Linked DNA regions of Homo sapiens: all the other regions are linked to region 4. A link is a contact called in ENCODE Hi-C data. All regions are on one chromosome and are shown on one strand. The core of a region is the stretch at or near the end of the contact, and the rest is flanking DNA. Distances in the headings are between cores, read along the strand shown.

Region 1 (6,354 bases), core at 771-3,270, 2.1 Mb after region 4:
TTAGCAAAGTTAAAAAAAAAAAAAAAAAAAAAAAGGCCAGGCGCAGTGGCTCACGCCTGTAATCCCAGCACTTTGGGAGGCGGAGGTGGGCGGATAATGAGGTCAGGAGATCCTGACCAGCCTGGCCAACATGGTGAAACCCCGTCTCTACCAAAATACAAAAAATTAGCCAGGAGTTGTGGTGCCCACCTGTAGTCCCAGCTACTCGGGAAGCTGAGGCAGGAGAATCGCTTGAACCCAGGAGACTGAGACTGCAGTGAGCCAAGATCGCACCACTGCACTCCAGCCTGGGCGACAGAGCAAGACTCTATTTCAAAACAAACAAACAAACAAACAAACTTGCCCAAGGTGTCACAGCTAATAAACGGTAGAGCAGAATATGTAAGTATCCATGTCTGACTCCAAAGCCCAAACTCTTAACCATTCTGACATGACCAGAGTGCAAGGGACAGTGGGAGGAGTGGCAAGACAGAGCTCTAGAATGAAAGGCAAGAGCATATTATAAAGGGCCTGGAAGAACAGAGGCTCTATCCTGTAAATGATGAGGGGCCATCACAGGATTTCACAAAGGAGACTGGCATGACCAGATCTGTAGGTCAGATAGACGATTCTAGCCAAGAATAGTGGTGCATGCCTGTAGTCCCGTCTACTAAGGAGACTGAGGTGGGAGGATGGCTTGAGGGCAAGAGTTCGAGGCTGCAGTGTACTAGGGTCACACCGGTGAATACCAACTGCACTCCAGCCTGGGCAACATACCAAGACCCTGTCTCTAAAATAAATAAATGATTCTGACAGCTGCATAAGAACTAATTACAGGAGGACAAGAACTGAGGCAGAGAGACCACTTAGGAAGTTATCCTGAAAGCACAAGCAAGAAATTATGAACTAAGTCAGTGTCTGTGAGGATGGAAAGGAAGCGCCAGATTCTAGGGGAATTAAGAGGCAGAATACAGGACTTGAACTTCGGGAGAGAGGAGGGAAATCAGAGCACTAAAGCCAGAACACTGTGACTATCATTTCTAGATGTGTTCATTTCTATGCCTCGTCCAATAGGCAGCCCCACCTACTACACTGCCTAGAAGACAGGGCATGTCCGACAAATGTTTGCTGTATTTATTAGATGAATAAATTAAAGGGACAGACTTGGCTGAGTGAATGGTGAAGCCCTTCATTGAGATAAAAAAATACAAGAGGAGAAACAGATCGGAGGGACCGGGGAAGGCTGACGATGACAGTAAGCAGGTCTGAGCTCAGGAAAGAGGTCTGGCTGGAGTAGTTTGGCGAGTCAACGCTGAAAAGCTGATAACGCAAGAGATGGAGTGCGCCGAGTAGAAGGGAGCTTTCTACTGCCAAGGACTGAGTTAGGAGAACGGACAGGGAGTCGCTGAAGCCAAGTGAGGAGAGCGGTGCCAGAGGTAGAGGGACATTTTTAAATCCAATGCAAGAAAAGGAAAAAACAAAAAAGCTTTCCAACTTTCCCAGCTGGCCAAAGATGGCATAAGATTGGGCTAGCCCCGGATTTGGACCCGGGGGGAAGCCTGCCACAGAAGTATCCCAGCAAGCTTCGGAAGGCCTGGCCTCACTCGCCAACGATGAACAGAGCAAGCAAACCAGGGCCCCGTGCCCAGTGCCCCTCTCCCGCGTCCCGACCCGCTGCTCACTCACCCGCCAGACCCCCAGCCCGGGCCCGGTGGCCCGCTCAGGAGCCGGCGAGATTTCAAACGGAGGAACTGTCGCCTGGCAGTCCGATTTTCACTTCTTCCCTCAGTCCCCGCCCACACTCGAGCGCATCACGCTCGTTGGCTCGAGAGCGTGCCTCGGGTCCCCCGCCACGCTCGCTCCCTTCCCCGCCGCCCAACCCCTCCCTCGATGAGGTCCTCAACTATCCCCCACCCCGGAAGGCTCCGGGCGAGGCTCCGGGCGAGGCTCTGGGCGAGGCGCAGCTCCCCCAACGCCACCCAACACCCACCCGCTCCCCCAGCTTCCAGGGACGCCGGGGTGTTGCCCTGCAGCGCGCAACAAACACTTCCGGAAAAGGTACCGCCTAGCAACCGGGAGTCCCGCCTCCAGCAGGAGCCAATAGGTCGCCGGCTGAGAGCTGTGACAATGGATTGGCTCGAAGTCCCTTCGGTGCACGCAGGAGCTCTGTCCGTTTTCCGTTGCACGATGGGAGTGTAGTTTAAGATAGATAATGGGAATCCGCAAGAGGTTGAAAGAGTGTAGTTTAAGATAGATAATGGGAATCCGCAAGAGGTTGAAAGAGAACCTCATCGGCTGGGCGCGGTGGCTCACGCCTGTAATTCCAGCAATTTGGGAGGCCGAGGCGGGTGGGTCACCTGAGGTCAGGAGTTCGAGACCAGCCTGACCAACATGGTGAAACCCCTTCTCTACTAAAAAAAAAAAAAAAAAAAAAAGAGGACCCCGAGTTTAGACGTGAGGATTTCTGCCAGGACAGAGAAGGACTATTTAGAGTATTTATACTAATGTGAATTATCTAATTATCTAATTGATCATTTGTTAGGAGTATGATTAACATCAGGTGAATAATACAGTGGTCATCAATAATCAACCCATTGTTACTTTAATCAACAAAACAAATGTGAATGTAAGGTAATGGAGACGCGTCCACTCCCCATCTCTCCCCGCAAAAAAACTGGCTCTCCTGTGCTCCTATTAAACCAGTGAGCACCTGACCAGGAGTTAAACCTATTTTCTACTATCCATCTTTTCACCAAAGCCCAGGGTTCAGTTTGTATGTCTGCAAGATGGGGATAGTAATGTCTGTCATAACTATTTCAAAGAGTCTATTGAAGAAGAAAAAAAGTGACACAATGTGTAGCTCCTCCACACACCCTGTCGGGCAGAAAGGTTGCTACTAATATAATTCCGAAGAGTTTTAGTTTTGCTTGCACGGAGGGCAAATCTTCCTTTCTCTCATATGTCTCCAACCTCCTAGAGAAGTTAAGAGGGGCAAAGAAAGTTCTGGCCATTACATCAATAGGAAAACTGAGAAACAGACAAATACAGATGCTGCTAGTTGAGGAGGAAAATGATGAGGCCAAGCTCATAGAGCCGCTCCTGATAGGTTCTAGAGATGTAGCTGACTCAGGATAGTCCCAGTGCCACTCAGAGGCTGATTCCAGGATGAGAAACTCAGATTGTTGGAATATACAGAGCATATTCCTTGTGAAAATTATCAAAATCAAAATAGAGTCATTTGTTTTAAAACCCTGACAAATGGAGCCAGGGAAGACCATGAAGAGAGGGTTCTCACGCATGAATACCTGATAACAAAAACTATCGACCGGGCCTGGTGGCTCATATCTGTAATCCTAGCACTTTGCCAGGCACAGTGGCTCACACCTGTAATCCCAGCACTTTGGGAGGCCAAGGCGGGTGGATCACCTAAGGTCAGGAGTTCGAGACCAGCCTGGCCAATATGATGAAACCCCGTCTCTACTAAAAATACAAAAATTAGCTGGGCATGGTGGCACACGCCTGTAGTCCCAGCTGCTCAGGAGGCTGAGGCAGGAGGCTGAGGCACTTAAACCCGGGAGGTGGAGGTTGCAATGAGCCCAGATCAAGCCACTGCACTCCAGTCCAGCCTGGGTGACAGAGCAAGACTCCGTCTAAAAAAATAAATAAAATAAAAATTCCTACTTGAGCCAGGCACAGTGGCTCATGCCTGGAATCCCAGAACTTTGGGAGGCCAAGGCAGGTGGATCACCTGAGGTCAGGAGTTAAAGACCAACCTGATCAACATGGAGAAACCCCATCTCTACTAAAAAATACAAAATTAGCCAGGCATGGTGGTGCATGCCTGTAATCCCAGCTACTCGGGAGGCTGAGAGAGGAGAATCGCTTGAACCCAGGAGGCGGAGTCTGTGGTAAGCCAAGGTCTCGACATTGCACTCCAGCCTGGGCAACAAGAGCGACACTCCGTCTCAAAAAAAAAAAAAAAAAAAAAAGGTCCTACTTGCCCAGCCTCTATGGCATGTGTATACCTATTGCAATGCTACTTCTAAATAAATATCATTTTCTTTTGGAGTTTCCCTCTCTGTTATTTAGATTGACGTCATCATGTTTAAATTTAAATCCTTCTGCAGCAGTTATGCCTATACTTCCTTTATTCTTACTGTAAATGACAAATCATCGTCCCCTTTCCTCTCCATCTTCTTTAAAAGTCTTGGCCGGTCACAGTGGCTCACACCTGTAATCCCAGCATTTTGGGAGGCCGAGGCAGGCAGATCGCCTGAGGTCAGGAGTTTGAGACCAGCCTGGCTAACATGGTGAAACCCCATCTCCACTAAAAATACAAAAGTTAGCTGGTTGTGGTGGCAGGCACCTGTAATCCCAGCTACTCGGGAGGCCGAGGCAGGAGAATCGCTTGAACCCAGGAGGTGGAGGTTGCAGTGAGCCGAGATCTCGCCATTGCACTCCACCCTGTTTGACAAGAGCGAAGCTCTGTCTCAAAAAAAGAAAAAAGTAGGCCAGGCTGTGGTGGCTCACACCTGTAATCCCAGCACTTCGGGAGGGTGAGGCAGGTGGATCACCTGAGATGAGGAGCTCAAGACCAGCCTGGCCAACATGGCAAAACCCTGTCTCTACTACAAACACAAAAATTCACTGGGCGTGGTGGCACACACCTGTAGTCCCAGCTACTTGGGAGGCTGAGGCAGGAGAATCGCTTGAACCCGAGAGGCAGGGGTTGCAGTGAGCCAAGATCACGCCACCGCACTCCAGCCTGGGTGACAAAGTGAGACTCTGTCTCAAAAATAAATAAATAAATAAATAAATAAAGGTCTCACTGAGGGGCCAAAGGGACCAGACTGGGAAGGAATTCTGGGCTCACCAGCTCATCTACCACAAACCTGCACAAAACAGGGATTCAAAAAACCATTTGTAGACTTGGTCCCTATATCTAAGAATTTGCAATCTTTGCAATCAATCTGGTTTTTTGTTTGTTTGTTTGTTTGCTTTTTGAGATACAGTCTTACTCTGTCACCACCATGCCAGGCTAATTTTTGTATTTTTAGTAGAGACAGGGTTTCACCATGTTGGCCAGGCTGGTCTTGAAATCCTGACCTCAGGTGATCCACCCACCTCGGCCTTCCAAAGTGCTGGGATTACAGGCATGAGCCACCACGCCCAGCCCTGTTGATTTTAATTGCCATCCAAATGCTTAACTCTTGTGCCTTAGCATGGGTTCCTTGCTCTCTCATGGGAAGAGCTAATAAAATAAGAGATACTGTGGGATTAACAGGATTACCTTCACACAAATCAACAATTTGCATTTTATCAGGTTTCCCCATAGGTTTGTACTCAGAAATGCAAGCCAATTTATAAAATGCCCCCAAGGCAAACATAATTTAAAAAGTAAGACTTTGGGGGGAAAATAACAAAAATGACACACAAATTTTTTTTTTTTTTTTTGAGAGGGAGTTTGTTGCCCAGGCTGGAGTGCAGTGGTGCAATCTCAGCTCACTGCAATCTCTGCCTCCTGGGTTCAAGCGATTCTCCTGCCCCAGCCTCCCAAGTAGCTGGGACTACAAGCATGTGCCACCACACCGGGCTATGTTTTGTAGTTTTAGTAGAAATGGGCTTTCATCATGTTGGCCAGGCTGGTCTTGAACTCCTGACCTCAGGTGATCTGCCTGCCTTGGCCTCCCAAAATGCTGGGATTACAAGCATGAGCCACTGTGCCCATCCTGACACACTAAATGATATACCAGTAATATACCCAATGAGTGAAGAAGAGAGAGAGGACTTCACTCATAGGTTGTCTTCTACAGTAAGGATGAACATTTAGGGGTCATATTTCAAAGATGGGAAAGAATTGATGACAAATTTTTTCCCTACTCCTAGGTCAGAAACCACTATTAGAACTTTTTCTTACAACTCAACAGCCAAAACAAGAGAAAAAAAACCAAATAACCGGATTTTTAAAATGGGCAAACTGCCTTAAAAGACATTTCTCAAAAGAAGATATACAAATGGCCAACAGGTACGTGAAAAAATGTTCAACGTTACTAACCATGAGGGAAATGCAAACCAAAACCACAATGAGATACCACCTTATTCCAGTTAAAATGGCTACAATAAAACAGACAAAGGAAAACAAAAGCTGGTGAGGATATGGAGAAGAGGGAATACTTAAAATGTTGGTGGGACTGTAAATTAGTACAATCACCATGGAAACTGTATGGTGGTTCCTCAAAAAATTAAAAATAGAACTACCACACAATCCAGCAATCCCACTACTCAGTATATATCCAAAGGAAATGAAATTAGTATGTTAAAAAGATTTCAGCACCCCCATGTTAACTGCAGCATTATTTACATTACCCAAGATAT
Region 2 (6,309 bases), core at 3,807-6,306, 2.2 Mb after region 4:
TTGCTGGGGAAGTCTTTGCGCTGCAGGATGATGATGATAAATATCTTCTTCATCATCATCATCATCATTCTTTTCTAAATACTTGTTCTGGGGCCAGACATTATGCTAAATTCTTCATAGATATATTTTACTTAATCCTCACAAGATTTTTTTTTTTTTTGAGACGGAGTTTCACTCCTATTGCCTAGGCTGGAGTGCCATGGCATGATCTCAGCTCACTGCAACCTCCGCCTCCCGGGTTCAAACAATTCTCCTGCTTCAACCTCCCAAGTAGCTGGGATTACAGGCGTCCATCACCACGCCCAGCTAATTTTTATGTTTTTAGTAGAGATGGGGTTTCACCATGTTGGCCAGGCTGGTCTTGAACGCCTGATCTCAGGTGATCTGCCCGCCTCAGCCTCCCGAAGTGTGGGATTACAGGCGTGAGCCACTGCGCCTGACCTTTTTTTTCTTGAGACAGAGTTTCACTCCTTTTGCCCAGGCTGGAGTGCAGTGGTGTGATCTCGGCTCACTGCAACCTCTGTCTCCCAGGTTCAAGTGATTCTCCTGACTCAGCCTCCCGAGTAGCTGGGATTACAGGCATGCGCCACCATGCCCAGCTAATTTTTCGTATTTTTAGTAGAGACGGGGTTTCAGCCTGTTGGCCAGGCTGGTCTTGAACTCCTGATCTCAGGTGATCCGCCCACCTCGGCCTCCCAAAGTGCTGGGATTACAGGAATGAGCCACCGCGCTCAGCCCTCTTATTGTTACAATGAATGAAGTAGGTATGACAGCCAGAAGGGGGTACTCTACTCTTTCCCATCCCCAAGAGCAACTGGGATTATGGTACAACTCTCATATATATCAGGGGACTCAAAGTCACAGGGACTGGAAGGCCAAAGACTCAGTCGTGTGTAGGATAGGAATGGGCAGAGGAAGAAGAGCTCAAGTTTGGAAAGCTACACAGCTTATCGCCCAGCCACACCTCCCACGTGGCCACATGCATTTCCTACCTGTACGGTGATGGCCGCCTTCTTGGTCATCGTCTGGTACATGCCGATGAAGGCTACGTTGTTGTCCAGGTCATAGACAGGACACTGCAGAGGGGCGGGAGAGGCAGATGGATGGGAACCTGGCCTGCCCCTCTCTTTAGCAGCCCTGCTGCCTGCTGGGGAAGAGCAAAAGGGCAGGCAACTCACCAGCACATCCTGAATGGAGATGACTGAGCAGGGGAAGGCCTTGTTGGAGGTCACCTTGACAATTACCGAGTCCACGCCTTCAGGGAACTCATACTTGAAGTACTGAGGGTGCAGGAAGGAAGGGAGAGCCCCATCTCATGAGGATGCTCTCTTGGCCCCTCTAGAAGGGAATAGTCCCCTATAAGCGAGGACCCAGAATCCTCTGAGGGGTGGGCAGTGGAGGCTCTCCGAGGAGACAGGCCTTGATCACAGCAGCCCCTTTCTCTGTATACCATTCCCTTCAACCTCAGCAGGGCACTCAGCAGAATGCCAGAGAGGCAACCAGACTCCATGTCTCTGTACAGTCCCATGCTGTCTGTCCCTCACCATGTCAGGGCCAGAGCTCCTGTTTCCAGAGAGCCCTCCATGGAGAAAACAGCCAATTCAAAAGGCCAAGCAAAGACCGCTGGCCACTCCCATTCTCATATTCAAGCTCCCCCATTTCTCCTCTCGAGCAATCAACAGGGAGATGTTACCTGGGGCTGTGCTGCTGTGGTATTGAAGCTGAACTGCTCCCCAGTCCTGCAGGGCAGAGAAGAGCCCCCACCAGTCACCCCCGGAGCCTGGGGAAGAACCAGCCCCCGTGGTCCCCTCACTCTACCCTGCAGACCTGAGCACAAAATCGTCCATGCGGCTGACCCGGAGCTGGTATGTGGTGTTGACTGGTGACAGGGTGGACACATCCACGTAGAAGAACTGAATCTCCGACTCATTCTTGGTGGGGGGCTGACACAGGGTTCGTTCCACTTTTTGGTAGAGGTACTTGCGCTGAAACCTATGGCCCGAAGCAGGGAGATAGGATGTGAGCACTGTCCCAGCCGGCCTGCCCCTCCAGAGGAGCGAGGCCCCACCTCGCCCCGTCTGGTCTCCACCACCTCCCTGCGAGGTGCACAAGCTCCCGGCTGGTGGGACTCGGCCCTTGTGCTGTTGACCAGCCTCCCAGCCCAGGGAAAGGGGAGGAGAAATGGGGGGGCTCCTGGTTGAGGCTCCAGCCAAGGACTGGCCTAGGCTGCCCCGCTTCCCTGATGCCCAGATCCTACTCACATCCCTCGCAGGATTAGGGGCACCTGGAAGGACACCACAGCCTCCTTCTGGCGGACCACAAACAGCAACGGCGCCCCCTTCTGCTTGTTCAGGACGTTCACAGACACACGCACGCCCTCTGTCTGCAGAACGACATGGAAATGCCTCTCAAGCCTCTGCCACCAGGGACACGTGGCTCCAGAGACTATGAGCCCTGCCCTCCTTCATGCCAGCTACTTTGGTCTTTCTCCATCTTGGTCGGGCCAGGGAGTCATCTCTGCCTCTTCTTCTGCCAGAACAACCCCCAGACTCCAGGAAAGACCTGTGCTGAGTGCAGCTCCTGGCCGGCAGACATGTGCAGGGCAGCAGGACCCAAGCAACCGCAGGGTCTCACCCTCTGCCAGGAAACACGGTGGAGGCCTTGCGAGTCTCCAGGATACCCCATTCCTATCCATGTGCACAGGATGCACAGGCCTGCACACACAAACGTGTACACACGCCCCCACACACGAAGACACAGGAGAACAAGAAGTGCTCCTCAACCTTCCTGTGAGCCAGGAAGCCAGCAGGAAGCTCTAGTTAACAGCTAACCTGGGGCCAGAGCCCAGAGGAGTTGAGGAGGGGTAGGTATTGAAGGCCATGTTGTATCCTTAGCTCCCACCAAGGGACAGGGCTGTGGAGAAGTCACTTTACTTCTCTAAGCCTCAACTTCTCCCTCTATAAAATGACAGCCGGGTGCGGTGACTCACGCTTGTAGCACTTTGGGAGGCCAAGGCAGGAGGATCATCTGAGGTCAGGAGTTTGAGACCAGCCTGGCCAACATGGTGAAGCCCCATCTCTACTAAAAATACAAAAATTAGCTGGGTATGGTGGCAGGCGCCTGTAATCTCAACTACTTGGGAGGCTGAGGCAGGAGAATCGCTTGAACCGGGAAGGCGGAGGTTGCAGTGAGCTGAGATCACAAAACTGCACTTCAGCCTGGGCAACAGAGTGAGACTGGTCTCAAAAAAAAAAAAAAAAAAAAAAAGATAAAGTGATCTTCACCCTTGGAGCTATGAAGGAACATATATAAACAATGGGAGCTTAAAGGAAAAATAAAACCAAATCGATCTTGGAATGCTTGTTATTGGGCTGCTGAAACCCAAGCCCTAGGGCAGCATTTCCCAAAAGAGTAAAAACCACAGCTCTCCAGTGCCTTTAGATATGGGAAAAAAGGAAGAAAGGACTCTAAGCAGAAAGAGATCAAACTTCAGAGAACCAGGCACTGGGGGCAGATCCTGGCCTGCCACAGAAACCAAACCACTCCCCGTTCTGAAAAAAAATCAGATTCCCCATTCTCAACTCCATTGCTTCTCAGTAAACGGCAGTCATGGAGAGAGAGCAAGAGACCCGGGCACGAGACCACACAGCCAGGTTGCAAGAATTCTCCCAATCTCAGCTCTGCCTGGGGTCTAGACTTCCCACACTAGCTGTGTCTATTTCAACTCAGGGACTCACAGCTGGTGAAGAAACCAAAGAGAAGTCAGGGTGAAGTGGATTTTTCACAGTGGACAAATTCCCCTTCTCTTCCCACCCAACTTGCAGTTGGCCTTATAAAACCTCTGTCACCCTCAATTTACAAGGCCAGCTGGCTCTCCCAGGCAGGAAGAGGGCTGGGAAGCCCTGCATTCATCTCCCTGGGGAGTCTGAGATGTAACTTGCCTGCACAGAGCTTTTCAGTTCTGGGCCAGTCTCATTCCCCTGAGGTTTTCTGGGCAAGCCCAGTAATAAGCCTGTTTCCTCTCCCACCGAGACCCCACAGAGCTGTCAGATTCTGGGGTTTAGGGTAGAGAGCAAGCCATGTGTGCTCAGACCACAACTGATGGAAGAATGGGGGCGGAAGAGAAGATGGGAATGAGCCAACTTCAAAAACTGCCCAGCTGGAGCTTCAGAGAAACATTGGTGGCAAAGGAAGGAGGACTGGTCAAGAGGCTCCAGTGTGGTTCTGGGAACTGGGAACCTAGCAGGACAGCTCGTTCCTGGGGCCTCCCAAAAGGGTAGCGGGGCGGCAGAATCGCCTAGCCCTCGTCGGCTTCCCCACTCGCCTCTGGCCCCTAAGCCCCCAGCCCTCACCCTGTTGCGGGTCACAGTATGGTTGAAGGTGTAGATGTTGACCAGCTCGCTGTTGACCTCGTCCACGTAGGTGCGCTCAAACTCGGCGTCTTTCTGCGAGACGTTCTTGGGCCCCAGAACCCCCAGATGGCTCTCGACCGAGGCCACCAAGAGCACCAAGAAGGGCAAGCCCAGAGCGAACATGGCCCCGGCAGGGCGGCAGTGGCAGCGGTGGTGGCGGCGGCGGCGGCGACAGGAGACAGGACACCTCCGGGACGGGTTGCGGCTGCGGCCGCAGCTTCCAGCATCTCACCAGGACCAGAACTTTAACCCCGGCCTGAGATTAGGAAATGTCCCCTCCCAAGAGCCCCGAAGAGGCTCCCAGGGTCCCCGCAGGGGAGGGGGCGGCCGGGAGGGGGCGGGGAGGGAGGGGATGCTGGCTACGGGAAGGGGTCCCAGCTCGCGAGGGGCTGAGTACGACCTGAGACCCTGGAGCCCCGGGCCAGGGCCGTGAGAAGGAGGGCGGCTGGTTGCCGGGAGCCTGGAGACGCCGGGAAAGGGGAGGGAGGAAGAGCCGGCGGCGGGGGCTGGCCGCGGAGGAAGGCGAGTCGCAGAGTGAGGGGCGTGATAGGTGGTAGCTACCCGACGCCGTGCTGGGCTGCGAGTTTTCCGAGGTGCGGGCCCTTTAAGGGCGGGCGGACGCGCCGTCCCGACGCACGAACACTGAAAAGTGAGCTGCGCCGCTGGGCGATAAACAGCAGGGCTGCTGGCCCGCCCGCTGACGTCAGGGGAAACTGACACAGATTTAAAGGACCAGGTCCCGCATTTGCCCTTAAAGGGGCTGCAGCTGTCTAGCTGAAGGGGAAAGCTTGCAATGCCTTCTCCAACTCCTACCCAACTCTCTCCCGTGATTTTCACCATCTCTGAAACTCACGTTGGAATAGGCAGATGTTTCTGTTAACAATCTCCAAGTGTTGGGTTCTTGCTGAACAACTCTTACATTTGCTCAAACATAAGGATTCCCCCACCCCCACCACCACCTTTACAACTAACATCGTCCAACCCTGGGCCACTTTTTCTCCGGGGATCTTAAAAAATGAAAAACTCGAAGGATTAGGAAACAGGACGGTGGCCCTACCGGCGGAGGGGAAACGGAGGCAGCACTGCAGGAGGAATCCCCATGCCTTTCCCACCTCCCTCTAGAGGGGCCACACAACTGCAGGGACGGCCTTCCGAGCTTTCCAAGCTTGCCGGGCTGTTTCCCCTCTTCTCTCAGAGACAGTTACAAAACTCATTGAAAGATACTGACCTTCAGTGTAAATTGGTGAAAACTTTTCTACAAAATATTTTGGCACTGTTTCAAGAAACTTAGAGAGCTTTATACCCTTTGATCCAGTAATTCCACTTCTGGACTCTATCCTAAGGAAATAGGAAGCACAGATAAAAATACCTGGGCAGCTACGCTTATCACTGTGATATTTATAATATAAAGCAAAAAGGAAATGACTTGGATATCCATAATGAGGGATTGGTTAAATGCACTATCATGAAGGCATCAAAAATGATGCTTAAGACTTCACAGGACACGTAAGCAGAGAATTCAGGATATGACACTAAATAAACAGTATATAGAGCCAGGTGCCGTGGCTCACACGTGTAATCCCAACACTTTGGGAGGCCAAGACAGGTAGATCACTTGAGGTCAGGAGTTCGAGACCAGCCATGGCCAACATGGTGAACCCCATCTCTACTATAAAAATACAAAATTAGTGGGGCGTGGTGACGCGTGCCTGTAATCCCAGCTACTGGGGAGGCTGAAGCAGGAGAATCGCTTAACTCTACCAGGCGGAGGTTGCAGTGAGCTGAGATCATGCTCCTGCACTCCAGCCTGGGCTGCAACAGAGCAAGACTCTGTCTCAAAAATAAATAAGTAAATAAAACCGTATATATTCCAAATGCATATAGACATGCATAGAAA
Region 3 (6,823 bases), core at 1-2,500, 2.6 Mb after region 4:
TAGTGAAGCCCTATCTTCTCAGCCCAGCGTCCTCGTCTCACAAGCCCTCAGAGCCCCAGCCTGCTTTCCTTTCTGGGCCTGTGCTGCAACCCCCTCAACATGGCCCACTGGGTAAAAATTCATGCTTCAAGACTGATCCCCAAGCCTGTTTTGTATTATATGAGTAAAGAATTTTTTAAACACTTATCCCCAGATAATGTGTATTTATTTATAAAGTATAGCCCTGTCTGCTTGACTAATATATTAAAAAAGTGACCTTTTTGACTCTTGGTCCAAGAAACTATTGTTTGCACTTTTGTGTAGTTGTGTATAGCATCCTGCAAATTCTGTCAGAAGTCTGTGATTTCAGTAACACTAAAACTTCTCTCTCAAATGGTACAAGTTTTCAGTTTTAAGACAAGTTCTGGGAATCTAATGTACAACATGTTGACTATAGCTAATAATTCTGTATTGTTTACTTGAAGTTTGCTAAGACAAATTTGCTTAAGTGCCCCCCCACCGAACTACTACATAAATTAGTGAAGGATGTTTTACTTAATTTGATTTTGGTAATCATTACACAATGTATAATTATATCCAGTCATCACATTGTACACCTTGAATATATATAATTTTTTGTCAAATAATAAAGCTGGGAAGAAAACGATAAAACTGACAATCTAACATATATGATGAGGTAAAAAGATCTGGTATTTCAAGAAATTTGGATGACCTCTTGCACCCCACTTCGCTAGCCTCTACTCCCTAGAGTCATGTTCTGACTATGTGAAGTTGAGCAACTTCCTTAATCTTGCCACGCTTCAGTTCTTATCTGTAAAATATGATAATGAAACGATTTGAGAATTGTGAGGGTTAAATGAGATAATTCAGGTAAAGCTCTAAACCCCCTGCAAAGAATAAAGTCTTTTCTTTCCCCCCAAAACTTGAGTGTTAGAATTCATTCTCTCTGGTTTCTCTCTTTTACTATGCTAAAAAATGATCCAGGTCCGTCCTTCTCATTGGCAAGATTGTTTTACAGTTTCCTTCAAGAGATAACTGGGGGCTACTTGTAATAGAACACTAGAAGAGTTACACAGGTCTTAGAAACTACGTTTTTCATAGTAATTATGTTGGTTTGCACTTCCTGGCTTCCTTTCTTGGACGGTAGGTACCTGGAAGCCTAGTGGAGCAGATTCCCCCCACTTAAAGATACTTATAAAAATAACGAACATAGTTCCGATGACCATGTGCCCAACACCGCTCTGCGCACTTCACACAGTAATATCATCTCAGCCTGTGACCGTTCCGAGTTAGGTGCCGGGATTCTCCCTGTTTTGTGATAACTTGCCCGAGGTCGTACAGCTAGCCAGCTATGGAACCAGTATTCAAACTCGGCTACGCTGCAGCCCGTGGCCCTCCACTTTCTTGCTCGTGCTCTGGAGTTTAGGCGGCCGATGGGGGCGGGGTCCTTTGGGTCAGGTTGTGGCCTCATAGAACAGCGCTTGCTGCGGTTGGATGGATGGGTGGGTGGGTGGGTGAGTGAATGAAGAGAAGAAACCTGGTGGCGTCGTCCCAGGGCTGTGGAGCGCCCCGAAGGTGCGCACGTCCCTGGCTAGCCTGCGAGCGCGTCCCGGTGGCCGCACCTGCCAGCCGCGCGATTCTTAGCACTCTCCGCCACTTCCGGCCGTGGCCCCGCCCTGTCGGGTGGCTGGCGTCCGTTACGCGTTGAGGCATTTTGTCCCCAGCGCCGACCCGTCTCTCTGCCCCCGCCGCTGCCATGGCGGCAGCTCCGCCGCTTTCCAAGGCCGAGTATCTGAAGCGTTACTTGTCCGGGGCAGATGCCGGCGTCGACCGGGGATCTGAGTCCGGTCGCAAGCGTCGCAAAAAGCGGCCGAAGCCTGGCGGGGCCGGCGGCAAGGGGTGAGTTGGTACCGGCCGGGGCGGGGCCTGCGACGTCTAGCCACCCCTTCCCAACTCCGCCCTCGGCCGCCCGGCAGTTCCTTCCCTCTTGGCGGGTCTCTCGGCTTCTCCGCCGACCCCTGCTCATGCTCAGGGCCCCACTCACATCGCTTGAGGCCCCCCGCCTTGCCTCTGCCGCCCCGCTTACATCTCGAGCCTCTGAGCAGTAGCGTCAGTGCGTTAAAGCCGGGGTGTAACTTTGATTACTCTTTTCCCGCCTTGGTAGACTTCCGTCCTCTCCCATAGAGAATGAATATTGTGCCTCGAGAATAATGGAGCGGATTCAAAGCCTCTGTGCTTGGATCTTTAGGGCCCGGTACCTGCCTGTGGGGATTCCCAGATCCCAAGGACTTGGTTCTGAATCAGAGACCTTTGATCACCTCCTGTTACTCTTAGTAATAGTCCTAACGTGAGAAGCTAACATTTATATAGTTATACTTTTCTTGCCAGGCACCATTATAAGAAATTTAAACATATATAAGTTTATTTAAGCCTCACCACACTACCATGAAGTGGGTATTATTTTCATATGGGACAACTTTGTGGCCCAGTGTAGTGGGCCCTACCAAATCGTTTTCCACCCAGAACCACAGAATGTGACATTTAGAAATAGGGTCTTTGGAGATGTAATCAGTTAAGATGAGGTCATACTTGATTAAGGTGGGTGCCAAATCCAAGATGACTGTTTGCCTTTTAAAAAGAGGGAAGTATGGATACAGACACAGCAACAAAGGAAAAACGACCATGTCTAGATGAAGGCTGAGATTGGATTGGATTTATGTTGCCAAAAGCCAAGGTATGCTTGGGGCTACCAGAAGCTGGGAGAGGCAAGGAAAGATTCTCTGCTAGAGACTTTCCAGGGAGGATGGCCTTGCAGACACCTGGATTTCAGATTGCTAGCTTCCAGAACTGCGAGAGAGTTTCTGTTGTTTTATGCCACGCAATTTGTGGTACTTTGTTACAGTAACCCTAAGGCACTGAGATACCCAGTGAAGTCACATTGTTCTAAAGAACTAGTCCAAGTTCTTTTCTGGTTTGGTGCTTGCCTTATTATTGTCTTCGTCTTTCTGCCTCGCTGACTTGTGTGGATCCTTTGGAGGCAGTGCCATGTGATGAAAGTAGCTTGAGTGTTGGAGCAGCACTGGTCAGAGTTCGAATCCTAGCTGTGCCACTTTATAGGCTGTGTACCCTTGGGCAAGGTGTTTCATCTCACTGAGCTGCAGTTTCCTTATCTTTAAAATGAGAATAATAATAATAATGGTTTTATTAAGTGGTGGTTGTGATTAGAGGGATTGCATTAAGTGACCCTGGCTTTTTGAATAACTTCACATCATGGCAGTCATTGTTATTATTTGGGCTCAGCTATATAGTTTATCCACGTAACAAACATTTATTGAATATTTCGTATTCCAGTTACTGTAGGGTGTTGAGGATGCCTCTGTGAACAAAAAAAACATAGTCCCTGTTCTTGTGGAGCTTATAGATTAATGGGAATACAGGCTTTAAGCAACTAATTACACAACTAATCGATATATTTTCTTTATGATAAATGCAATGAAAGTATTCCAAGAGTTTTTAACAAGGGTTCTTAGTCTTGAGTGAGTGTGGGATGGTGAGGGAATTGGGTGAAGCAGTCAAGAAAAGTTTGCCAAAGGAAGTTAAATTTGTGTTAGGACCTGAAGAATGAGGAAGAGTTTCCTGGAATGAGAAAGAGTTTCCTAGCACTTTGGGAGGCCAAGGCGGGTGGATTGCTTGCATCTAGGAGTTTGAGACCAGTCTGGGCAACATGGTGAAACCCTGTTTCTACAAAAAATACAAAAAAGTAGTCAGGCACAGTGGCACATGCCTGTAGTCCCAGCTACTTGGGAGACTGAGTAGGGAGAATAACTTAACCCCGGGAAGTCAAGGCTGCAGGGAGCCATGATGGTGTCCCTGCACTCCAGCCTGGGCAGCAGTGTGAGACCCTGTCTCAAAAAAGAAAAAGACTAGGGCCGGGCGCGGTGGCTCACGCCTATAATCCCAGCACTTTGGGAGGCCAAGGCGGGCGGATCACGAGGTCAGGAGATCGAGACCATCCTGACTAACACGGTGAAACCCCGTCTCTACTAAAAATACAAAAAATTAGCCAGGCGTGGCAGTGGTCGCCTGTAGTCCCAGCTACTCAGGAGGCTGAGGCAGGAGAATGGTGTGAACCCGGGAGGCAGAGCTTGCAGTGAGCTGAGATCGTGCCACTGCACTCCAGCCTGGGCAACAGAGCGAGACTCCGTCTCAAAAAAAAAAAAAAAGAAAAAGATTGAAAAGAGTAGATCAGGCAGAGGGAAGGAACTGCATATGTGAAAACTGATGTGATAGGAACTTGGCTCCTTTCTAAGCACCAAAGGATGACCAGGGAGGTGTTCAACCAAGGAAGTAGCAGTAGGAGATGAAGTTGACCTTGTAGACAAAGACTGGACCATGCAGGATCCTGTAGGATTTTGAACTTTATTTTAAAACCAATAGATAAATGTTTTTATGCTGGTATCCTAGAATGACTCTTTTTGATCTTCTTATTCTCATTTAGAATGCGGATTGTGGATGATGATGTGAGCTGGACAGCTATCTCCACAACCAAACTAGAAAAGGAGGAAGAGGAAGATGATGGAGATTTGCCTGTGGTATGTATCTTTGGGGCTGTCAGGATTTTGAAATGAAGCAAGCTTCTCAATTTCCTTTTTTTTTTTTTTTTTGAGACGGAGTCTCGCTCTGTCACCCAAGCTGGAGTGCAATGGCATGATCTTGGCTCACTGCAACCTCCGCCTCCCGGGTTCAGATGATTCTCCTGCCTCAGCCTCCTGAGTAGCTGGGATTACAGGCACCCGCCATCATGCCTGGCTAATTTTTTTTTTTTAATTTTTGTAGAAATGGGGTTTCACCATGTTGGCCAGGCTGGTCTTGAACTCATGACCTCAGGTGATCCACCCACCTTGGCCTCCCAAAGTGCTGGGATTACAGGCGTGAGCCATTGTGCCAGGCCAAGCTTCTCAAATTTATTTTTCCAGCTTAGGGTAGATTTGTAGGGGGGTTAGTTGAGAACAGAAAAGAGGTGACAGTTTCCAAAGAGCTGTTTAAAATAGTTTTCTTTGCTGATGCCTATACACCAACTTGTCTCTTTATGGAGGGTCCATCAGCCTAGAAATGAGATGGATCACAGAGAGAGGACTTCTCGACATCAGTGTTAGAGTAATGATGAGACTTAGCTGTGGTTCATTTTGTTGGAATCTTTCTTAAAAACAATGCTGAGGTTCAGTTATAGGGAACTTTTTATTTGCTCCTTTTTTCAGTGCTTTAACTAAGCTTTCAAATTGTATATTCTTGCCTAAGTACTGGAGATATGTAGATTAATAGAACATAGCTGTATTTTAGAGATTATACCCTAGAATGAAAAACTGAATTTCAGATAAATTTCAACAGTATGGTAAATGTTGGGGATGTTTCACATACGTACCAAGTACCATTAGAGCCCGGGGAGGTAGCATACTTTGTATTCTGTTGGGAGATATCCTGAAAGATGTAAATACTGAGTTTTGAAGGGTAAGTAAGAGCCAGGTGGACAAAATCATAGGCAAATGACCTCCCAGTGGTTCATGAAACCATTGCTGAGAATTTCTGAGAAACAAAGTGGAAAGGAGAGCTGTAGATAGGCTGAATTCCACTAAAGTTGGTAAAGATGGATTCCAGTGAGTATTTAATATTAATTCCCAGCAAAATTCTTTTTTTTTTTTTTTTTTTGAGACGGAGTCTCACCGTGTTGCCCAGGCTTGAGTGTAGTGGTATGATCTCGGCTCACTGCAAGCTCTGCCTCCTGGGTTCACACCATTCTCCTGCCTCAGCCTCCTGAGTAGCTGGGACTACAGGGGCCCACCAACACGCCCGGCTAATTTTTTGTGTTTTTTTTTGTATTTTTAGTAGAGACAGGGTTTCATCATGTTAGCCAGGTTGGTCTTGATCTCCTGACCTCGTGATCCGCCCACCTCGGCCTCCTGAAGGGCTGGGATTACATGTGTGAGCCACTGCACCTGGCCAATTCCCAGCAAAATTCTAAAATAGATTATTTAAAAGAGGGCTTGCTAGTAATTAGAAGGGAAATAGTGATCTTAGGGAGCCAATTTAGTTTTGGTCAGAAGAAGTAAATATTAACAATGTTTGTTGTTTTTTTTTAATTTTATAAAAGCAATGCATATTTATTACAGAATATTTGGGAATTAAAAAAAGTTTAAAGTTTTTAAAAGAATAAACACTTGCATGTTACCATCCAAAGATAACTGCTAATACTTGGATGCATATCTCTTCAGGTTTTTCTCTTTAGAGATTATACACGCTTGTATTTTATTTTTTTGAACATAATTGGGATCATATTGTACATAGGGTTTTGGAGTCTACTCCTCTGCTAAATAATATGTTGTGGATACTCTGGTAAGACCTTAAAATATTCTTTGAGTGTATGATTTTTAACGGTTATGTAGTAGTTCAATATATATATTTTATCTGTTCTGTTACTGGATACATGGATTGTTTCCACTTATAAAATATCATACATCGTTGTACATAAATCATTTGTAGAAATCAGTTTATTTCTTTATTCCCATAAAATGAAATGAGTGGATCAAAGGGTATGGTTCGCTTTAGTTATATTCCCATGTTGCTTTCCAAAAGGTGCTACCAATTTACACTCCCACTAGAGGTGATGAGAATGCCAGTTTGCCTACGTCGTCAATATTAGAGCACTATTATTATTATTATTATTATTATTATTATTATTATTATTATTTTTGAGACAGGGTCTTGCTCTGTTGCCCAGGCTGAAATACAGTGGTGTGATCATGCCCCATTGTAGCCTCTACCTTCC
Region 4 (6,929 bases), core at 3,017-5,516:
GGAGGTAGGAAATATAGCATGCACAACTCTGCCAAGAGAATTGTGAAGAGGGGAGAGCTAGAACCTAAGTTAAAGATTTTCATTTTTTAAAGAGGAAGGGTGTGGAGCCTTTTATATGTCAAAGGAAAAGTCAGTAGAAAATGGAAGTTTTAAAGAGATAGGACTCCAAACATGTGCAAGCAATTGTGAGTGGGATGTGATTGGAGACACTTTCAAATCATGATTTCTAACCTCAGCTGGGCCCCTGATGCTACCTGACAACCACACTGCATTTGTGGGAATTCGAGTCCAGTCACTGCCCCACTCTCTCACACAGTAGTTCTCAAAGGGTCATCCCCATACAGGCGACTGCAGCATCACCCGGAACTTGTTAGAAATGCAGATTCCTGGGCCCATCCTAGACCTACTGAATCAGAACGTCTGGGGGAAAGGAGGGCTTTTTTTTTTTTTCTTTTGAGATAGCATCTCACCCTGTAGCTCAGGCTGGAGTGCAGTGGCACAATCACAGCTCACTGCAGCCTTGAGCTCCCAGGCTCAAGCAATCCTCCCATCTCAGCCTCCTGAGTAGCTGGACCACAAGCGCACACCACCACACCTGGCTGATTTTTTTATTTTTTGTAGAGATGGGGTCTCTCTATGTTGCCCAGGCTGTGGGAGGGCTTTAATAGGCTCTCTAGGTGGTTTTGATACACACTAAAGTTTGAGAATCACTGTTCTCAGTGACTTTAGAACTCCACCTCTAGGTTCAAACTTCTAAGCCTTTCCCCTTCATCCTCACAGTCAGCTGACCCTGCTTCCTAATTCACTAAGAGAAAAAAAAAAAAAGGCTACAAAGAGATAATATCCACCAGCTTCCCCCACATCAATCCGCCTTCCCACATCTATGCCCAAATATCGTGCCTTCTCTCTTTTTACTTTTCATGAGCCATCAGTCCTCTAACCAAAGCCAGCCCCTCTGCTTCTGGACTCTGTCCAATCCCTTCTCCCCTCATCAGGGACATTTCTTCAGACATTCTCCTCACTCCCCACTGCATTGTCAATCTTCACTCTCTACTGCCTCTTCCCCATCAGCATATAACATATAACTATTTTTTCCCACTTAAAAAGTTTTCTTGACCTCGCTTCTCCTTTTAGCTCCCATCCAATTTCTCTCCTTCCTTTACAAGAAAACTCCTCCAAAGAGTTGTCTATACTGCTGCCATCCCTCTCCTCCCATTCTTTCTTAAACTCATCCGCAATCAGACTTTTACCCCCACCACTCCACCAAAACTGTTCTCGTCAAAATCACCAATGACCTTCAATCAATTATCTTTGCTCTATATACTTTCCAGTAGGGGGGCAAGGGAGGGACAAAACATAAAACAAAAAAAAAATCAATCAATCAATTCTCAAACTCATCTTACATAATTTATGGGCCACATTTGACACAATTGACCTTTCCCTCCTCCTTGGTAAGTTTCCTTCTCTTGGCCTTTAGCATACCACCATCTCCTGGGATTTTTTCCTCTCTACACTGGTCCTATGCCTCCATCTCTCTGACAGTTCCAACTGATCTCAAGCTCATATTGGAGAGCTCCAGAATTAAGTCCTTGCACATCTTTTCTATCTACACTTGCTCCCTTGGTAATTCTTCTCATCTCCTGGCTTTAAATAACTTCCATATGCTGATGACTCTCAATCTTTTATCGCCAGCCCAGACCACACCAAACTTGCATATGCAGCTGCTTTCTTGACATCTCCATTTTGATGCCTAGTAGACATATGTTTTTTGTTTTTTGTTTTGAAACTGTGTCTTGCTCTGTCGCCCAGGCTGGAGTACAGTGGCACCATCTCGGCTCACCGAAACCTCTGCCTCCCAGGTTCAAGCGATTATCCTACCATAGCCTTCCCCTCCTCAGTTAAAGTTCAGGTGAAAAATTCCTCCCTCCTCCCCACACTGCCTAATTCATCAGAAAATCCTGTTAGTCCACATTCAAAATACTTCCAAAATCCACCACTTTGCATCACCTGTCCTGCTACCACACTAACCAGACGCTCACAATGACCTCCTAAATGGTCTCCCGCTTCTGCTCTCTTCAGAGCTGTTCTCTACACAGTAGCAAAAGGTATTTTGTTAAAACAAAAATCAGATCCGTGTCCCTCCTCTGCTCAAAACAAACTTGTCCAACCCACAGTATGCAGGCCACATGTGGCCCAGGATGGCTTTGAATGTGGCCCCACACAAATTCGTAAACTTTCTTAAAACATTATGAGTTTTTTTTAAAGCTCATCAGCTATCTTTAGTGTTAGTGTATTTTATGTGTGGCCCAAAACAATAATTCTTCTTCTACCATAACCCAGGGAAGCCAAAAGATTGGACAACCCTGTTTCAAAACCTTCCAGTAGCTTCATAAAAGCCAAAGTCCTCAGAATGGCCTTGGGGACCTACAGGCTGGGTCCTTCTCTGACCTCTCTGATCGCGTCTCCCACTCTTTCCCTATCTTTCTCTCTCTTCACTCCAGCCACATTGACTTTGTTCTTCCTCGAAAGTGGCAGGTCGCTCCCACCTCAGGACCTTTACTTTTACTCTTCTCTCTGCCTAGAACATTCTTTCCCCACATTTATGTGTAGTTCACGCCTAGCCTCCCTCAGGTCACTTGAATGTTACCTTCTCCGAACGCACCTCCTCCTTGCTTGATGTGCCCCATAGCTCTTAGCATCATCTAACATATTACATATTCTACTTATTTAGTCCTGCTTCTACTAGAATGTAAGCTCCCTGAGGGCAGGGATTGTGCCTGTTTTGTTCCCTGCTATATCCCCAGTTTCTAGAAGAGTGACTGGCATGTCCAATATCCATCTGTAAAATGAAGTGATGGAATGAGGGCCCTAAGGAAATATAACATGGTGAAACCCCATCTCTACTAAATACAAAAAATTAGCTGGGGCCGGGTGCAGTGGCTCACACCTGTAATCCCAGCACTTTGGGGGTCTGAGGCTGGTGGATCACCTGAGGTCAGGAGTTCAAGACCAGCCTGACCAACACGGTGAAACCCTGTCTCTACTAAAAATTCAAAAATTAGCCAGGCGTGGTGGTGGGCTCCTGTAATCCCAGCTACTCGGGGGAGGCTGAGGCACAAGAATCACTTGAACCCGGGAGGAGGAGGTTGCAGTGAGCCGAGATTATGCCATTGCACTCCAGCCTGGACAACAGAGCAAGACTCTATAAAAAAAAAATCGGCCTGGCGTGGTGGCGCACGCCTGTAATCCCAGCTACTTGGGAGGCTGAGGCAGAATTGCTTGAACCTGGAGGTTGCAGTGAGCTGAGATCGCGCCATTGCACTCCAGCCTTGGCAACAAGAGCGACGACACTCCGTCTCAAAAAAACAAAAAACAAAAACAAAAACAAAACAAGAGTTGAAATCAAGAAGGGAATCGTGCCTTGGACAAGAACAGGGGTGCCTCTTTCACTGCTCCTGATAAGAATGGATTCAGACATGTTTGTAGGTAGAAATTTAAGAATTCCCCTCTTGATTGCGTCTGATTTCTCTGGGAAATAGAAGAGAAGGAAGGACTTGAGGAGAGTAGCGATGGAGAGAGAGATCTATGGTGAAGATGGGAGGAGTTAACGGCAGCTGCAAGGGTTGATGGAGCAGCTGAAGTTGAAAACCTGGATTCGCCTTGGTACCCAGCTACCTGGTTGTGCGATTTTCCTCATCAACATCGGGGGAGTCGGGAGAAGGTTACATAAAAGGAATGGGAGCAGCAAAAATTCAAGTTTTGTCTCGGCTTTTTCTTGAAAAGACCAAAGAGAATTCTTTCATTGACTCAGTGCCTCCGTTTACCCACTCAGGCATTCATCACTAATCACTGGTCCCATGAAAGTAAAATGAGCGGAGAGTGTCTTTGACAGCAGAGAAAAAGAGAAGAGGCTGAGGAACAGGACCTCCCCCAGCCCAGTGAGAAGGGGAGTGGGGGACGTTTAGCCTTCCCTAAAAACTGAAAGTTGATACGCCCCAGGGCTCAAGTTCCGAGCCTTCTCCCATGACGCCTCTTCTTTCCCAATACCTTCCAGCTGCCCCGTCGTGTGACATTCCAGTCCACCTCTGTTCCTGCTCCACCCGCTCCAAACTCGCGTGCTTTTCCTCCACGTGGTTCTCTGTGTATATCGGTTGCCTGGGTGGCCCCAGCCGGAGGCCGGGCTCTAATGACGCCACAGTAGGAACAAGCCAATAGCCGTGACGCGACTCAGTGACGCGAGACGCGGGGTGTGGCTCTGCCGGCCCAGGCGCGATGAGGCGGCTGCCCGCTGGGTGGCGCCGATTTCCCGGGGAGGTCCCTTCTGGGCCCCCGGCGGAGGTGGGAGAGAGTCAGGCAGGAGCCGAGGCCGGGGAGCCCTCTTCGTCAGCTGGTGCTCACTGCGCCGCGCCAGCGCCAGCCGGGACTCACCCGCAGCTCCATGCTTGTGCCCGGTTCGACTCGTCCATACTCCAAGAAGAGGCAGGTACGTGCCACCTGTCGGGGATCCGGGAGGGGGGATTCGGGGATCAGTGCCGGTTTGGAGCTCAGAAAGTAAGGTGTCCACGACATTCTGGGCAGAGTGGACACTAGAAATATAGGGAGAGAGCCGGCTGTGCAGGGACGCTCCAGCTGTGTCTGCCAGTTGTGTGAGGGCTGCCTGCTGACAGCCCAGGGTGCCAGGAAGAGCCAACTGTGTGCTGATCAGTGTATTCTAAGGAAATGCTGCTTTGGCGGGTCCTCCTCGCTGTGCCCCGTGTATATCGGTGGTATGTGGCCTGAGCGACACTGACAAACCCCCTCCCCACGTGTGCGTGCAGCTCACTCGCTGCTCTTAAAGCTCCCCGGTCAGTTTGCTAAAGGGGGTTAGGGGCGGGGGTTGGGCAACAATTAAGCGGAAGGGGAGATTTTCCACCAATCCCAAACCAGAAAGAGGCAGCTTTGAAATTCTCACCAGTCCCAAACCAGAAGCAGGCACGCGGTGCTCCGGAGAGAGCAACTTCTCAACAGTCAAGGGAAGCCCTAGCCAACCCATTCTAGCCCTTCCCTGAAGAGTGAACATCCTACCTCCTGACCTGGCTGCCTTTAGAATGGGACTGAGCTGGAGGTAGTGGTAGGGGCTGCTCACCTCCCCTGGAATGGGCATGAGAACATCCCCCAGATGGACCCCCGTAAAGCAGAGGAAAGGAGAGCTGATTGGGCTAAGGTCGAGGCAGGCCCCCTCCTTTGATGCTGTAGATGCATGTCAGACTGGAGTCAGAATGAGGACTGGAATGAGGGCGTCCTCTGAAGTGCATCATTAGGACCTGGGCTGAGTCAGTAGCCTGTGCTAAGACAGGGTGGAGGCACCAGGCTGGGTACTCCCAGTCCTCGGGGAGAGCCATCGAGAAACGTCCTGGGAGCAGACAAGTGCACCAAGGCCAGAGAGGCTAAGAACCCCGTTCCTTCCTCTTGTGACCCTGCCCAGCCCGGCTCTGTGGCCCTGGAATCCTGAGCCCTCCCACAGGTAGAGTGGAACCACCCCAGAGGGGCCAAGCATTCTCCTGGTGGCCTGGGGGAAGCTGCACTTGCCGTATTTTTCTAGGCAAAGGGGGAAGGAGCCCAGATGGGCTTGGCCTTTCTCTGCTTGGTGGACTGGACGTCTAGGAAGATGGCAAGCCTTGTTTGCCCTTCCCAGTTATGGGACATGGTCAGTTCAGAAAACCAAGGGACTGTTCTCTGGCATTAGAAAGGCACACTTCCGGCCGGGAGCAGTGGCTCAAAGTGCAGTAATCCCAGCACTTTGGGAGGCCAAGGCGGGCGGATCACAAGGTCAGGAAATCGAGACCATCCTGGCTAACACGGTGAAACCCCATCTCTACTAAAATTACAAAAAAATTAGCCGGGCGTGCTGGCGGGAGCCTGTAGTCCCAGCTACTCGGGAGGCTGAGGCAGGAGAATGGCGTGAACCCAGGATGCGGAGCTTGCAGTGAGCCAAGATCGCGCCACTGCACTGCAGCCTGGGCGACGGAGACTCCGTCTCAAAAAAAAAAAAAAAAAAAGAGAAAGGAACACTTCCCCAGGAGTAACCCTCCTTTTCTCCCTAGGAAGGTTCACCTGGTAAGGCGCTATTATTAATAATACCACTAATTATAATAAGAAGTGGAAGTATTCAATATAATCATCAATGTTTATTGAACTCTATGGGCCATGAAATTTACAAATATTATTTTATTTAATCCTCACAACTGAGATAGACCACTATTATTACTATTAGTCCCGTTTTGCAGATTAAATAGCTAAGGTTCAGAGAACTTAAGTGACTTATCCACTATTTCAGAGCCAATAAGGGAAAGAACTAGCCTCCAATCCCAGGCCTAGAAGTCCATTAGAAAAGAATATTGGACTGAAACCTGAGTACTAGTCCCCTTTCTGCTTCTCGCTATCTGCACATGCCCTTGAGCAAGCTGCTTTCTTTCTCTAGGTCTACTCTATCTCAAAATTAAGAGTGGGGCTAACTGTATGGCTTCTTCCTGTTCTCTAATTCTGTGACTGACTGCTCTGGAAAATCCACTTTCTCCATATTTTTGTCTCAAGTTCCACCCCCACCCCTCTGTGCTCTTTTCAATGCTCTTTCCTCTTGAATCTCCCGATTGTTCCCCTTCAAAATGCCCCCCTTCCAAGAGTCCTCACAGACCTCCTTGGCTGGCACTGGCCCGAAAGGGCAGCCCCTCAAGGTGAGCACGCCACTGCCCCTTTAATTCTCCTGGGGCTTGGAATGCAAGTGAGTTGCACTCGCCATCTCTGCGAGTCTGCGAGGTCAGATAAGATACTATATATATCGGAGTCAGTAACCTGAGCTCCGGATTACCCAGCCCAGAGTCAGGCTCCAGCTTCTGGGCTTTCCACTGCATTCCCTGCCCTGCTGGGGAAGGAGAAGCCCCCAGCTCCCA

What was found. A loop is a pair of places that touch in the nucleus more often than their neighbours do. Pooled maps may share reads with other maps.
Region 1: a map of CD4-positive, alpha-beta T cell shows a loop between it and region 4 (7-fold over the local background). The contact joins the promoter of CEP164 here to the promoter of USP2 in region 4. A Hi-C loop is called at or near these places in 2 of 168 maps with a recorded cell type or tissue (CD4-positive, alpha-beta T cell and naive thymus-derived CD4-positive, alpha-beta T cell) and 6 of 50 pooled maps.
Region 2: a map of naive thymus-derived CD4-positive, alpha-beta T cell shows a loop between it and region 4 (21-fold over the local background). The contact joins the promoter of SIDT2 here to the promoter of USP2 in region 4. A Hi-C loop is called at or near these places in 2 of 168 maps with a recorded cell type or tissue (lower leg skin and naive thymus-derived CD4-positive, alpha-beta T cell) and 5 of 50 pooled maps.
Region 3: a pooled map shows a loop between it and region 4 (5-fold over the local background). The contact joins the promoter of BUD13-DT here to the promoter of USP2 in region 4. A Hi-C loop is called at or near these places in 4 of 50 pooled maps.

Annotation. Positions count from the first base shown.
Region 1 is chr11:117,323,520-117,329,873 of GRCh38, reverse strand. It overlaps CEP164 (centrosomal protein 164), which reads right to left and starts at 2,020. Exons shown (of 33, transcript NM_014956.5): 1 at 1,970-2,020. RefSeq lists a silencer at 1,703-1,952.
Region 2 is chr11:117,177,490-117,183,798 of GRCh38, reverse strand. SIDT2 (SID1 transmembrane family member 2) reads right to left here and starts at 5,056. Exons shown (of 26, transcript NM_001040455.2): 1 at 4,353-5,056; 2 at 2,262-2,383; 3 at 1,828-1,992; 4 at 1,694-1,739; 5 at 1,179-1,280; 6 at 993-1,076; 7 at 1-20. The coding sequence starts at 4,535. It also overlaps a transcript of PAFAH1B2 not described here. RefSeq lists silencers at 2,081-2,140, 4,748-4,957 and enhancers at 1,579-2,374, 2,611-2,670, 3,698-3,767.
Region 3 is chr11:116,767,898-116,774,720 of GRCh38, reverse strand. BUD13-DT (BUD13 divergent transcript) reads right to left here and starts at 1,250. Exons shown (of 2, transcript NR_186226.1): 1 at 1,210-1,250; 2 at 516-811. It overlaps BUD13 (BUD13 spliceosome associated protein), which reads left to right and starts at 1,734. Exons shown (of 10, transcript NM_032725.4): 1 at 1,734-1,899; 2 at 4,499-4,592. The coding sequence starts at 1,757. It overlaps ZPR1 (ZPR1 zinc finger), which reads left to right. Exons shown (of 14, transcript NM_003904.5): 14 at 1-922. RefSeq lists an enhancer at 1,186-1,275 and a silencer at 1,396-1,595.
Region 4 is chr11:119,379,027-119,385,955 of GRCh38, reverse strand. It overlaps USP2 (ubiquitin specific peptidase 2), which reads left to right and starts at 4,266. Exons shown (of 13, transcript NM_004205.5): 1 at 4,266-4,483. USP2-AS1 (USP2 antisense RNA 1) reads right to left here and starts at 4,178. Exons shown (of 4, transcript NR_034160.1): 1 at 4,048-4,178. RefSeq lists an enhancer at 4,199-5,188.